Linked DNA regions of Homo sapiens: region 1 is linked to region 2. The links are chromatin contacts, found by Hi-C in ENCODE. All regions are on one chromosome and are shown on one strand. The core of a region is the stretch at or near the end of the contact, and the rest is flanking DNA. Distances in the headings are between cores, read along the strand shown. Region 1 holds the start of LMF1-AS1 (LMF1 antisense RNA 1). Region 2 holds the start of METRN (meteorin, glial cell differentiation regulator).

Evidence for each region. Hi-C counts contacts between places; a loop is a spot of excess contacts on that map.
Region 1: a loop to region 2 is called in a map of chondrocyte, with 4 times the contacts of the local background. The contact joins the promoter of LMF1-AS1 here to the promoter of METRN in region 2. A Hi-C loop is called at or near these places in 1 of 168 maps with a recorded cell type or tissue (chondrocyte).

What each region holds. Positions count from the first base shown.
Region 1 is chr16:917,646-923,905 of GRCh38, reverse strand. LMF1-AS1 (LMF1 antisense RNA 1) reads right to left here and starts at 2,873. Exons shown (of 2, transcript NR_110946.1): 1 at 2,739-2,873. The region is part of intron 3 of LMF1 (lipase maturation factor 1); the gene reads left to right.
Region 2 is chr16:709,531-716,716 of GRCh38, reverse strand. METRN (meteorin, glial cell differentiation regulator) reads right to left here and starts at 1,599. Exons shown (of 4, transcript NM_024042.4): 1 at 1,324-1,599; 2 at 733-1,133. The coding sequence starts at 1,427. RefSeq lists enhancers at 1-190, 191-788, 789-1,386, 1,985-2,583 and silencers at 841-900, 1,001-1,430, 1,531-1,840, 4,728-4,857.

The DNA.
Region 1 (6,260 bases), core at 1,624-4,123, 210 kb before region 2:
TCCAATACTGTTGTTTTTACAGAATCAAACACATTGGACAATCCATCAGTTTTTTCTCTCCACTTTGTGAAGATTTCCGCTCAGGACCTCATTGTTACTGCTTGGAGCAGATGCTTTGTAGGCCTCTGGATTTGGAGATTGTGGGGCAGGTTAACTCTGCCAGATTGGGGGCCACTGATGAGTTTGTCCCTCTGCCCATTCCAGGGATCCTAAGATGGTTCCCAGGAGCAGGTGACCTCATTGTATTGAGGGTAAGGCTCAGAGTCCACAGCCCCTCCTCCACGTCCTTCTAAAGCAGTGCTCTTAGGGAGGATTTCTCTTTTTTAGAGCTGGGATCTTGCTCTGTTGCTCAGGCTAGTCTCAACCTACTGGGCTCAAGCTGTGCTGCCACCTCAGCCTCCTGAGTAGCCGGGACTATTGGCTTCCCTGAGAAGCCTGATGCTTTAGTGGGGAAGGTGTTTAGAGACCAAGACGTGGGTGCTGGGGTGCCCGTTACTACTGGGGTGCTGCAGCTTCTCAGCCCCTCAGCCGGCAGAGTTAGGAAATACATGGCTGTTCAGGAAGCCACGCAATGGGGAGGAATGAACTGTGGACAGCTGGGGACCCTCGTAGGCCACAGTGCACCGTGCCAGTGTTAGCAGCTGCCACATCCGCCCCACACTCCTTGCCCCTGCTGTTTTGCCATGACGCAGATCCCAGGCATCACATTCCTGCATTTGGAAATGCCTCCTCGTACACCTGAAGACAGGCCTTTGCAACAACACGACGCCAACACCACATCACACCCGAAAACCCAGGCGACTTTCACACAGGGCCTTCGCAACAACACGACACCAACACCACATCACACCCGAAAACCCAGGCGACCTTCACACAGGGCCTTCGCAACAACACGACACCAACACCACATCACACCCGAAAACCCAGGCGACCTTCACACAGGGCCTTCGCAACAACACGACACCAACACCACATCACACCCGAAAACCCCGGCGACTTTCACACAGGGCCTTCGCAACAACACGACACCAACACCACATCACACCCGAAAACCGAGGCGACTTTCACACAGGGCCTTCGCAACAACACGACGCCAACACCACATCACACCCGAAAACCCAGGCGACTTTCACACAGGGCCTTCGCAACAACACGACGCCAACACCACATCACACCCGAAAACCCAGGCGACTTTCACACAGGGCCTTCGCAACAACACGACACCAATACCACATCACACCCGAAAACCCAGGCGACTTTCACACAGGGCCTTCGCAACAACACGCACCAACACCACATCACACCAGAAAACCGAGGCGACTTTCAGACAGGGCCTTCGCAACAACACGACACCAACACCACATCACACCCAAAAACCGAGGCGACTTTCTTCACGTCCATGTTAGTAATGCCTTTTCTCAGCTGTTTGTCCACACAAGGGCTGGCCACGTTAGGTGGACGCCCGTGTGCTGTCTCCCTGCTTCAGGTCCTGCTGGATCAGTTCCCCAGTGGCCGCTCTGCCTGCCATTCTGCCTACCTGGCTACCAGTCGCTGTGGGCTGGGGGTGAGAGCTCACAGCTGGATCAGAACCCCCTCTGTGGCCCCCCTCGGGAGGTGGCTGCCTTCTCCCACCTTGCATCGGAGGCGAGATTGTGCAGGGACCAGAGGCTGCCCTGGTCTGCCTGTGAGAAAGCCCCTGGGTGGTTGCTGCCAAGGAGCATGGCTGGGCCTGCGAGACAGGGTGCCCCGATCTGCCTGGAAGTTTTCTGTCCAGGCCGCCCTCCCTCATCGCCTCTGTCCCGTGTTGGCTGCTTGGAATGCGTCTCTCTGGACCTCATCTGGGATAAACAGCTGCTTCTCTCCCCTTACTCCTCAGCTGTGGGGGAACGCTGGTTTCCAGGCCCACTCACAGGATTTTTAATGTTCCGCCCAGACCTTGCTAACACCTCTCAGCGGCTAAGCCTATTTCTGTAGATTCTCTTACTTATGTTTTGTTTTTAAATTTTCTATGTAGTCAATCTTTTTTACATTTCAAACCTTTTAACCTTTGTTTTTCTCCTAAGAATTGTATAGTAAAACCCGCACGGGGACCGCCTGGATGCCGTAGGTTCTGTTCACGGGGTTTGCTGCGTTGTTACGTAGTGGGTCTCCTCGCCCGTGTCCCCCGTCCCTGCGTCGGTGCTTCAGCGCACATCAGGGTGGGGCTGGTGTCAATGCTTCCCACATCATTAGCTGGAACTCACCGCACACTGCGTCTTTCCCTCCATAAAGAACTTGCACGAGCCCCATCAAGGTATAGGGAGTGGCCGTCACCCCAGAAAGTCCCGTCATCCCCACTCGTCACCGCCCGCATTTGTACAGAGATACAGCTGTCTTGTTCTAAGGGCGAGTCCCTGTGAGAACGCGTGGAGCGTTTTGTCCCTGCCCCCACACACTCCGCCGGGGGGTTTGGCTTTGTGCCGGTGCCTGGCTGGCGGGTGAACTTTCCACAGGGCCTGCCTTGTCCACGTCTCTGCAGGGAGCGCAGGTCCGTGTGCCCACCCAGGAGGTCTTGGACCCAGCAGCCCCTCAAGAAGGGCTATGGCGACTGTTCACCGCAGGAGGGCTCTGCGCTGTCTGAAAAGGGGAACAGAATGCCCCAGTGGAAGCAGATTTGCAGGTGATATTAGGGAAGCTTCCTCCTGCCTTCTACTTACCTGGACTTCTTATCCTCCAAGGCGCTTGACTCACAGTCTTACCTCCTTGAGTTGCCTCCAGAAGAAAATGGTCTTTGTTTTACTGAGTTCCTTCTAAGCGCAGTCTGTGATGGGGCCCGTTCTGTCCTGTCCTCGCCCTGCTGAGCACTGAGACAGAGACCCAGGCGACCTGCTGACCGAGGCCAGCTCACGAGCCTGCTCTGGGCCACGTGGTGCCGAGTTGCTTCCTCCTTCAGGCTCTGATGACACTGAAGCTCCCCGGGGAGAACAGCGGTGTCCTTTGCTGCTGGAGATGCCTGCAGATGCTTGCTCTGGGCATGCAGGGGCCCCTGGGGAAGGATCCGCGCCTGGCTCCCTCTCTCCATCTGTCCCTCGTTTTGGACGGGAAGTCGACTATCATTCCTGACGTTCCAGTGTAACGTGTTATGTTTCTCTGATGGCTTTGGGGATTTTATCTTCCGTTGCCAGTTTCTTGACTATGATATGCCTACTTTTTACCAAATTTGGATAATTTTTGCCAATATTTGGGGGGGTTGCCCCATGTTCTTTCTCCTCTCCTGTGGCTCCACGGACATGGACATCAGGCCTCTCCCTGCCTTCCACGAGCTCCTGGGCCCTGTGCTTCTGTGTGGTGTTTTCTAAAAGCCTCTCATCTCTAGAATGAGTCACTGTGGCTGCTATGTCTTCGTGTTCACTGCCTTTTCTTTCGTTCTTCACTCTGCTGCTGAGCTCAGCCAGGGGCATTTGTGCTCTGGAGATTTTAGTTCTTGCTCTGGAGTGGGCCTGGCCTTCCTCCGAGGCTCTGTGTCTCTGCTCAGCTCTCCAGCCCGCCTGCCTGGCAAGCACGTTTTCCTGTGCTTTCCGGTCCTGATGCTTTCCTGCGTCCGTGTGGAGCCAGCGCTTGGGGTGTGGTGTGTAGAGAGGGGAATGTGGACATGCAGTGCGTGCTGTGGGGGCTGACGGGCTGGGGCCGGTGTGGATGTCGTGTCGGGGGCCGAGCCAACGGGCCAGGGCCAGTGTGGATGTCATGTTGGGGGACGACGGACTAGGGCCAGTGTGAATGTCTTGTTGGGGGCCCAGCTGACGGGCCAGGGCTGGTGTGGATGTCCTGTTGGGAGCCGACAGGCTGGGGCCATTGTGGATGTCGTGTTGGGGGCTAAGCCGACGGGCCAGGGCCGGTGCAGATGTTGTGCTGGGGGCCGACAGGCTGGGGCCAGTGTGGATGTCCTGTCCAGCAAGGCCCTGGAGGTGGTGTCCGGGCAGTCTTGACCGAGGCCGGAAGGATGGTGCCGGGGGCAGGAGCCTGACTGCCTCGGAGGAAGGGGGTCCCGGGGCGGAGCTGTGGGGTGGGGAGCCCATTGTGGATGCTGGCTGCTTCACCCTCACCCCCACGTTCTGTCTGTGGGTCTCCGTGAGGCTCCTCCCAGGGCGGCCCTGCCACATGATGTAGCTGAAACCCAGTCCTCTCTGCACACCAGTGTTTCTAGGAAAACACTTCCTGTCTTTCTCCCCAAGACCTCCAGGACGTGGGCCTGAGGTCATCACTGCCTCCTTCAGTTGCTGCTGCCCGAGGCCCCCAAGAGTGACCCACATGAGACTGCGGTCCAGACGCCCTCCCTGCCTCTGAGGGCGCACACTGTCCAGAGCGGGTCTGTGGGTGGAATGCCCCCAGCGGCCTCCGGGCCCCTTGTCTGTGGGGCCTGTGCCCTGGTGCTGCCGGCACTGCTGTCCTCACGCGAGCGCTGGAGATATGAGCTTTCCCAGGGGGGCTCAGCAGTGATGAAGGTGGGGCAGGAGCTGTGTGTGTCCACCATAGGTCCTGACAGAGATGAAGCAGAGGCCACAGGGCTGCCCTGCCCCCTGCCGCGGGCATGTGGGGTGATTCCCGCCCACTTCTCAGGTGTGCCAACCCCCACGTTCCTTCCCTGTGAGTGTGTGAGCTCACATAGCCCCTGGACACACCACCCTCCACGTGGGGTGGATCGTGCCTGTTGGCCACACTGAGCACACCTGGAAACGCCGACTGCCGAGTGTCAGGGGAGGGTCTGGAAAAGCCGCGAGTGAAAACAGACTGTCCCCCGAGACTGTGTGGTGAGGGGAACACCTGATTCTGCAGCCTGGGAGTCCACGCCGACATGCCGACTGCCCACACAGGTGTCACAGCAGGGATGTGGATGCTACTGTGCTGTGCGGGCTCCAGCCCAGGAGGCCCCGTGGGAGGAGCAGGTGCCGAGAGCTCGTCCCACCGCTACTCGGGAGTGAGACCCACATCCCACAGGTGTCTCTGAGCAGGCGCCCACCCCAGGACTGGCTGAGAGTCAGGGTGCACCCCAGGGCACTGGCCCCACGTGAGAGTCGGGGTGCGCCCCGGGATGCCGGCCCCGCGTGAGAGTCGGGGTGCGCCCCGGGACGTCGGCCCCGCGTGGTCACTTAAATTCACATCCAAGTGAACCAAAGTTAAATGTGATTTAAAATGTGCTTCTCAGCCACGCAGGCTGCCTTTGAGTGCCTCAAGGCCTGAAGGGCCGGGGCCCTTGAGGCACACCCCGTGACCCAGGACAGCTCCGTGGGCACAACGTCCCCGCAGCCCACGATGGCCAGCACTTTTCTGGGGTCTCATGAGTCCCTTGGAGGCTCGGCACACTTCAGCCATTTTTCATGCCCGGGACACAAAAGACAAAGAAATGGTCAGGTGTGGTGCCCACCAGCCTGACTTAGGTGAAATACTTGGAACACATTAATCCTAAACACTCTTTGCCGCGAAGTCTAATTTCCGTGGACGGGAAGCATTTTCGTATTTATCCAAAACCAATAAAGATAGCTAAGGTCATTACTGCGGATTTGTTTCCCAAGAGCTGGTGACACCTGCACAGAGCTGAGCCACAGGGACACCTGGGGCTAGGAAGTCTGGTTGTCACGGCAACCAAGTACGAACAAGCCGCGCGGCCGGGCGCAGGGGTCACTGAGGCCACTTCCTGTTTCTCGGCAGCGCCCACGGACAGCCTTAAAATATGTAACAGTCCACGAAATTCCTCATAACTGAGAGCGTGCAGTTAACGTAATTTTATCTAAAGCACGAAAGCCCTTAACCAGCACTTTCAGAGATGTCTGGTTACTAGAAAATGCCCTCCCATTTGCCATCTGATCTCTGGTTTAACCCAGCCAGCCGCCCCGCGCCACGTCCCGACGCCATGTCCCCAGCTCTGCACCTGTATGTCTTGCGGGCAGCAGAAGGGCGGCCCTCCTGTGAAACGTCCTCAGGACGTGAGACATGGCCAGCGGGCAGACGCAGCTGTGAAGCTCAGGCCGGTTCTGGAGGTTCCTGTGCAGAGCTTGGCTCTGGGTGACCACAGGCCAGGGAGCTGCAGTCCACTCCAGACACAGCCTGGTCAATCCCAGAGGAGGGAAGGAGCCCACGGTCAGGAGGAGGCCGGGGGTGCCGGGCGAGCACAGCAGTACTCCTGTCCCCTGGGACACCTCTGGGGTGGGGCTGACATCAGGACCTCCCAGCACCCCTGCAAACAGCCCCGGTACGGGGGCAGGCATGTCTCTTAGGGGAGGGCA
Region 2 (7,186 bases), core at 350-2,849:
CCTCCAAGGCAGGAATGCACACAGACGTGGGCCTGGGGGCCATGCCTAGCGATCAGCTGTCCTGGGCCGCCCTCCTGCACTCCCATCTGACATATGCACCCCAGCATCTGGGACCCCTCTAGTTTCCCGGATCTGAGGTCTGAAGAGCAGCAGCCCAGCTAGGGTGATAGGAAGTGGGGGCAGAGGAAGGGTGGTCTGGGGTCCCTGGCCCAGGGCCAGGGGGCAGAATAGCGAGAGCCCATCCCTTTCAGGGTCAGGCGCCAAGCTCCAGGAGAGCCAAGCAAGAGCTGGGCCTGGTGCCCTGCAGGGAGGCGAGCGGCGTCTCCATGGTGACCGGGCTGCACACTGGACTTTTGTTGGTTGGGCTGGGGGAGGGGAGAGAGGTCACCGCTGGGCCAGGGAGCCCCGGACAGCTTTGGCCGGAGGCTTCGATTCTGTCCCCACCATCTCTTCCCCCAACCGTTCAGGGACCAGAGGCCCAGGATTGCTGGGCCCGGCCTCCCCTTCCCTCCACTCTGCCCCTGCCAGCTCTTTCCAGAGATGAATCGGGAAGGGAGGGCGGGGAGGCCATCCCTCCCCAGCAGTCCCAGGCTGTGTGGCCTGACAAGCCCATCCAACCCTTGTAGCTCACTTTTTCCTTCTGCAGTGGGGCCGACAAGGCACATTCCCGCCAAGCCCAGGCAGGGTAAGACTTCGGGACTCCCACCCTGTCCCAACCAGACCGCCACTCACCGTCTACGCCGAGACCGTGGGCCTGCGGGGGCAGCTCGGGGCGCCCGTCCTCGCGCAGCTCAAAGCGGAAGGCGGCCACGCGGCGGCTGATGTCCTGGTGCGGCGTGGCCTGCAGGAAGAGGGCCCGGCGCTCGCGGGGACCCCAGCGCACGCAGCGGCCCCCTGCCGGGCCCGGGCCCTCGGCCAGCAGCAGCTCCAGGGCGCCCCCTGCGCGCTCCGCGAAGACCTGGGCGCCCGCGAAGGGCCGCACCGGCCGCAGACAGGCGATGCCGGGCCGCGCTCTGGGATCGGGGCCGCCCAGGGTCAGGCGCAGCGCCCCAGCCGGGTACAGCCACTCAACCGCGCCCTCCGCACAGGCCAGGGCCAGCTGCCCCACGCTGCCGGGCTCCTGGGTGAGGCCGCTGGGGACAGGACGGGACGGGGCGCTGAGACGGGGGCGGGTCCCCGCCCGGCGCAGCCCCCGCTCCCTCCCGAGGCCGCCTCGCGGATGGGGAAACCGGCCCAGCGCTCTGCGCGCTCCGAGGGGCGCCTGGGGGGTCCTAGCCGCAGCGCACCCCGTCCTAAGTGCGGGGACAGCCCCCCGGACCGTACCTGCCCCTCCAGCTGCAGCGCTCCTCGGAGTAGCCGGCGCGGGCAGCCGGGGCCAGGAGGCCGCAGCACAGCGCGCAGAGCAGCGCCGCGGCCGGGAACCCCATGGCACGGCGGGCGGCGTCCGGGGAGTCGGGGCTCTCACCACCGCTGCCCCGGCGGGGCGCGGGTCCGGGCGGCGGCGGGAGCAGCCGGGGGCGCCGGCCGCCCGGCCCCGGCGAAGCCCCCAAGCCCGCGGCCGCTCCGCCTGCCGCGCAGCCCCAGCGCCGGGGCCGCCTTGGAGCGGGTCGGGAAGGGGGCGGGGCCTGCGGCGTGTCGGCCAGTCGCGGCGCGGCCCGGAACTTTCCGCCAATAGCAGGCGCGGGGCGGAGCGGGGGCGGGGCCGGAGCTCGGGCGCCGCCGGAGGACTATCCCACGGTCCAAGCGCCTCGAGGGTTGGGGGGGGCCTTGGCGCGGAAGGGAGGCTCCTTGCCCGCCCCGCGCTGTGCGTCTCTCCTTCGCCGCGCCCTCACCCTGGCCTCGCCCCCCGCGCTGTCCCGATCGGAGTCCTGGAGCCTCTGATGGAGCCGAGGTTTTGATGTCCACTGGAACCTCGGGGTGGCGGTAGGGAAGGTGGCCCACCTGGTGGTTCCGCCTCGCGGGCGGCCGGGCCTGCTCCTTCCTAACACTGGGACCTGGGCCTGTTGGCCACATCCCTCCCAACCAGGTCCGGTCCTGCTGACCAGAGGCCGGTGGAGCCCCAGAGGAGAGGGGTCATGACTCCAGAGGCGGGGAAGGCCTGGCCTGGGGGCTGCGCCTTGGAGCGGGGCCAGGCCTCGGGTTTTGGTAAGGCCGTCTGCAGGAGGGGGTCCTGCTGAAGAGCGCGCAGCCCGCAGGCTTAGGCCCCTTTCCTCAGACCTAGCGGCACCCCATAGTTGCCGGATGACCGACCCCGGGCCAGACGGGGCTCCTGGAGGGGCGTGAATGGAGCAGCCACGGGCACCCCTGCAGGCCTGCAGCACGTGGAGACACAGGAGCTGGGAGGACACCCCTGGGCCACAGGAGCAGCCCCCACCAAGATGAAACAAGCAGAAACAGGCGATTCGCAAACACACTGTAGCCTCAGGCTGGAGCAGTGTGGGATTCCCAGCATCCGGGACTGCTGAGTTGGCCTGATGGGAGGAAGTGGGCAGTGGCTGGCCAGGTGGACAGGAAGAGAATGGGGGAGAGCAGACAGCCTGGGTCAAGGGCCTGAGGAAGGAGCTCTTGGCAGCCCAGTGAAACCCCAGGGCATGGGTGGTGGGTGGGGACGACAGGTCAGATCACAGAAGGCCTAAGGCACAAGCAAAGGGGTCCCACTACATACTGAACCCCTTACGGACGACAGAAGCTTTAGCCGGGGACTGCAAGGACCAGCATAGACTGTGCAGCCTGAAGATGTGAACATTCCGTCCCCTGCCCCCAAACCTCCTGCCACCCGGCGCTCGAAACTCATGGTGGACAGATGAGTTCACCAGTGGCAGTCGGACAGATGAGGCCAGATGGCTCAGTGGCAGTGGGAGGCTGGATCCCACTGACCAGGCCCTCCCTCAACCCCAGGGCCCTCCCAGGCCAAACAGGAACAAGGCGCCTACTGGGCTCGGCCAGCCCCTTGCTCTGGGCGAGGTGCAGGTCAGAAGTAGCCATCACAATCCCCAAAAGGTGGAAGACTCCCAAAGGCCTGTCTGCAGCTGAGTGGACAAGCAAGTGCAGTGGGTCCATTTTTTTTTTTTTTTTTGAGACGGAATCTCGTTCTGTCGCCCAGGCTGGAGTGCAGTGGCTCGATCTCGGCTCACTGCAACCTCTGCCTCCTGGGTTCATGCCATTCTCCTGCCTCAGCCTCCCGAGCAGCTGAGACTACAGGCGCCCGCCACCACACCCGGCTAAATTTTTGTATTTTTTCTTTTTTTAGTAGAGAGGGTGTTTCACCGTGTTAGCCAGGATGGTCTCGATCTCCTGACCTCGTGATCTGCCCGCCTTGGCCTCCCAAAGTGCTGGGATTACAGATGTGAGCCACCGCGCCCGGCCTCTTTTTTTTTTTTTTTTTTTTTTTTTTTTTTGAGATGGAGTTTCGCTCTTTGCCCAGTCTGGAGTGCAATGGCGCGATCTTGGCTCACTGCAACCTCCACCTCCTGGGTTCAAGCGATTCTCCTGCGTCAGCCTCCCGAGCAGCTGGGATTACAGGCATGTGCCATCATGCCGGCTAATTTTGTATTTTTAGTAGAGACGAGGTTTCTCCATGCTGGTCAGGCTGGTCTTGAACTCCCGACCTCAGGTGATCCGCCCACCTCAGCCTCCCAAAGTGTTGGGATTACAGGCATGAGCCACGGCACCCCCTGGCGGTGGGTCCATTATTAAGCCATAAAAAGGAATGAAGTTCTGGTCCCTTGACACCCGCTACAGCCTGGATGAGCCTGGAGGCTTATGCGCTGAGCAAAATAAGCCAGAGACAAAAGGACAAACACTGTTGGATTCCACTTCTGTGAGTCACCTTAGAGTAGTCACGGTCATGAGGACAGAAAGTGGAGCAGGGGCTGGGGAGGGGAATGAGGGATTGGAGCTTAATGGGGACAGAATTCAGGAGCTTGATTACACAACACAAATGTACTCAACAGTACGGAACTGCACACTTTAAAATGGGTAAAATGGTAGATGTTATGATGTATATCTTACAATTAAAAATAAAAATTGTCAAGGCGCAGCGGCTCCCACCTGTAATTTCAGCAGTTTGGGAGGCCAAGGCAGGGAGATCACAAGGTCGGGAGTTCGAGACCAGCCTGGCCAACATGGTGAAACCCCATCTCTACTAAAAATACAAAAATTAGCTGGACGTGGTGGCGCACGCCTGCAGTCCTAGCTACTTGGGAGGCTGAGACAGGAGAACCGCTTGAACCCGGGAGGTGGAGGTTGCAGTGAGCTGAGATCAGGCCACTGCACTCCAGCCTGGGTGACAGAGTGAGAGTCTGTCTCATAAAAATTAATTAATTAATTACATAAAAATTAAGGCCGGGTGTGGCAGCTCCTGCCTGTAATCTCAGCACTTTGGGAGGCTGAGGCAGGATGATCGCTTGACATCAGGAGTTCAAGACCAGCCTGGCCAACATGTTGAAACCCCAACTCCACTAAAACTACAAAAATTAGCTGGGTGCAGCAGCTCATGCATGTAGTCTTAGCACTTTGGGAGGCTGTGGCAGGAGGATTGCTTAAGCCCAGGAGGGTGAGGCTGCAGTGAGCTGTGATTGCACCACTGCACTCCAACCAGGGCGACAGAAGAGACCCTGTCTCAATAAAAATTAAAAAATAAATAAATAAAATATAAAAATCGTAAAGGTTAAAGGGTAGACTCGGCCTGGGGCTGAGCACATGAGGTGCTCGCAGAGGTGGGGAGAGGCACACGGGTCGGCCGCTGCAGCCACCCAGCCGTCCAGGGCTGCTGCCGCTTGGCGGTCCCCGGGTCAGCACGGTGGGCTCCAGGCGCCCTCTGGTGGCGGCGTGAGGGTCAGCCCCAGACACCCTCCTGACAGCCTGGGCCCCGGACTTCTCCCCAGGCCTCCTCCAGAGAGGGGCCAGTGTCTGTGGTTGGAGGGAGGGGTTCCTGGGGTGACCTGGTCTGGAATGGCACATGCCTGGCCCCGAGTTGACGCCTCAACCCCGGGCGTCCCTGCCTCCTCCCCAGCCTCATCTCCGGGGATCCGGTGCCAATGCAGCCACCCACAGGAGAAGCCCTGGACACACACCCCTTTTCCTCACAGCCCCCGGCCCCACCCAGGAAAGCACCTGGCATCAGTGAGTGCTGTGCTGCCTACAGGAGGGGCCTGGAAGGCCGAGTCTGTCCTCAGTTGCTATGGGTACAGGACCCGACTTGCCAGGGTGCTGGTGCTCAGTAAATACCAGCAGACTAAGTGGGGGGTGGCTGGGCGGAGGAGTGCCTGGAAGGCATCCCCAAGCTTAGGTGATGCCGTGGCTGTCTGTGCTGTTTGGGGGCCCCCTCAAGTGCCCCAAGCCCCAGACCCTTGAGTGCCCTGAAACCCCAGAAGGGGCCTCTCTCCATTTCCACCCAAGTCAGAACGCGACAGCAGCAAGACATACTCAAGTCAGACAAAAGGAAGAACTTCCCTGAGGCTTTGTTTCAGAAACCTTGGGCCTAGCGCGTGAGGCCACCCCTGGAGAGTGCAGAGTCTGGGACAATCATCTCTCCCGCCTGCGGGTCAGCCTGGCCGTGGCCAAACACAGACGCCATATCACAAGGCCCCTCAGCCCAAGGCAGGGCGGCCAGCCTCACAGCTTGTCCCGAAGCCTGAGACTTGGTTTCTGTTCCTGTCTTGCCCAGAGGGCCCTTGGAGCTGCAGCCTGAGGGGGTGCTGGGGTGGGGGCGGTCGAGACCCTGGTCACTGCCACATGGTTCCCACCTTCGGCCACTGCGTTCTCCCCCCAGACACAGGTTCCGGCCCGTGGAGGACACCAGTGCTGCATTTGCCATGAGCTGGGCCCCAGCAGTGCGTGGCACAGGCAGCCCACGTCCCGCAGGGGAGCGGCTGCGGACAGGTGGCTGCGCCACGGAGTGCCGAACAACCCGCTGGGGACACCACAGTGCCGGGCACAGAATAGCAGCTGTCACGGCCAGGGCAGGAGCTGGCTGGCTGGGGCCCTGGGGGAGCAACATCAAGGACGAGGGGAGTTGATGGGGGGGCAGGAAGGGAGCCCCAACCCTGGGGAGAAGAGGGGCAAAGGCCCTGAGGCAGACAGAACTTCGAGTAAACCAGGAACCACAGAGGGTGAGCCCTGGGGGCTCCTTGTTTGCTTGAAGCTCCATCTGCCTCAGAGCCTTTGACCTGCTGCAAAGGGGAGGCGGGTAAGGCCGGCCCCACCCAGCCCATCTGCCCTGAGGGAGTTGGGGAGTTTGGACGCACCGGTGAACAGGATCCCCCAGGAAATGGGGAGGAAGCCTAGAGAGAAGGGCCAGATCGTAGGCCAAGACCCCCGCCTGTGTCTCTGTTCACTGGCAGCGGAGCGAGGAGAGAGGTGTGGGCTGACCTGAAGCCAGCGCCTCCTGTGTCCCCAGCTGAGCCCTGCACGGGATTGGCCAAATGTGCTGCTCTGCGGCCGCCCTGCTGCCCCCTCCCTGGGTGGAGCTGGGGTCTGGGACAGTGAAGATGGCTCCCACAGCTGAGGGGCACTGGGTGCCAAGAGCCTGCCAGACCCTGGGCCACCCAGAAACATGCTCTGATAGTGCAGCTGTGAGCACTGGCCTGCGTCCCCTCTACCCAGCCGACCTATGAGGCTCAGGGTGCTTGGGGGCCCATCAAGGACATAGTCCTAGCTGCCGACTCATCCAGGCAGCCTGCACAACCCCTGGCTCCCCTCCACCGGCCACCTGCCCCCCTGCACAGGCAGGATCCGGCCTCGCCCACCCACAGGCCTGCACCTCCGGGCCCACGGCAGCAAGATTCCTATCTTGGGGATGCTTTCCTCCCTTTGCCGAGAGACCCACCCCCCCACACCTTGCCTCTCTTCAAGGAGCCGAAAATGCAGCTGCCGACTGATTTGCTGTGGAGCTAAAAATAACTGCCGGGCTCCAGCCAGGGCCCAGGAAAATATCCCATTGCTAGGAGACAACCGTTGCCGGGAGACCGCCATTGCTAGGCGACGCGTGTTGCTATGGTGATGGCTGGGCCCTGAGTCATCCTTAGCCTTGATAGGGGGCGAGCCAGGCAGGGAGCAGAGCTGGGGGGCATCAGAGAAATCCCACCGCCCATGGCACTCAGGGCACCCCTAATGGCTGTGAGGTTCTCATGCCTATGGGTGCCCATTCTGGCTGTGGAGGGGTCGGGACGGCCAAACATACCCA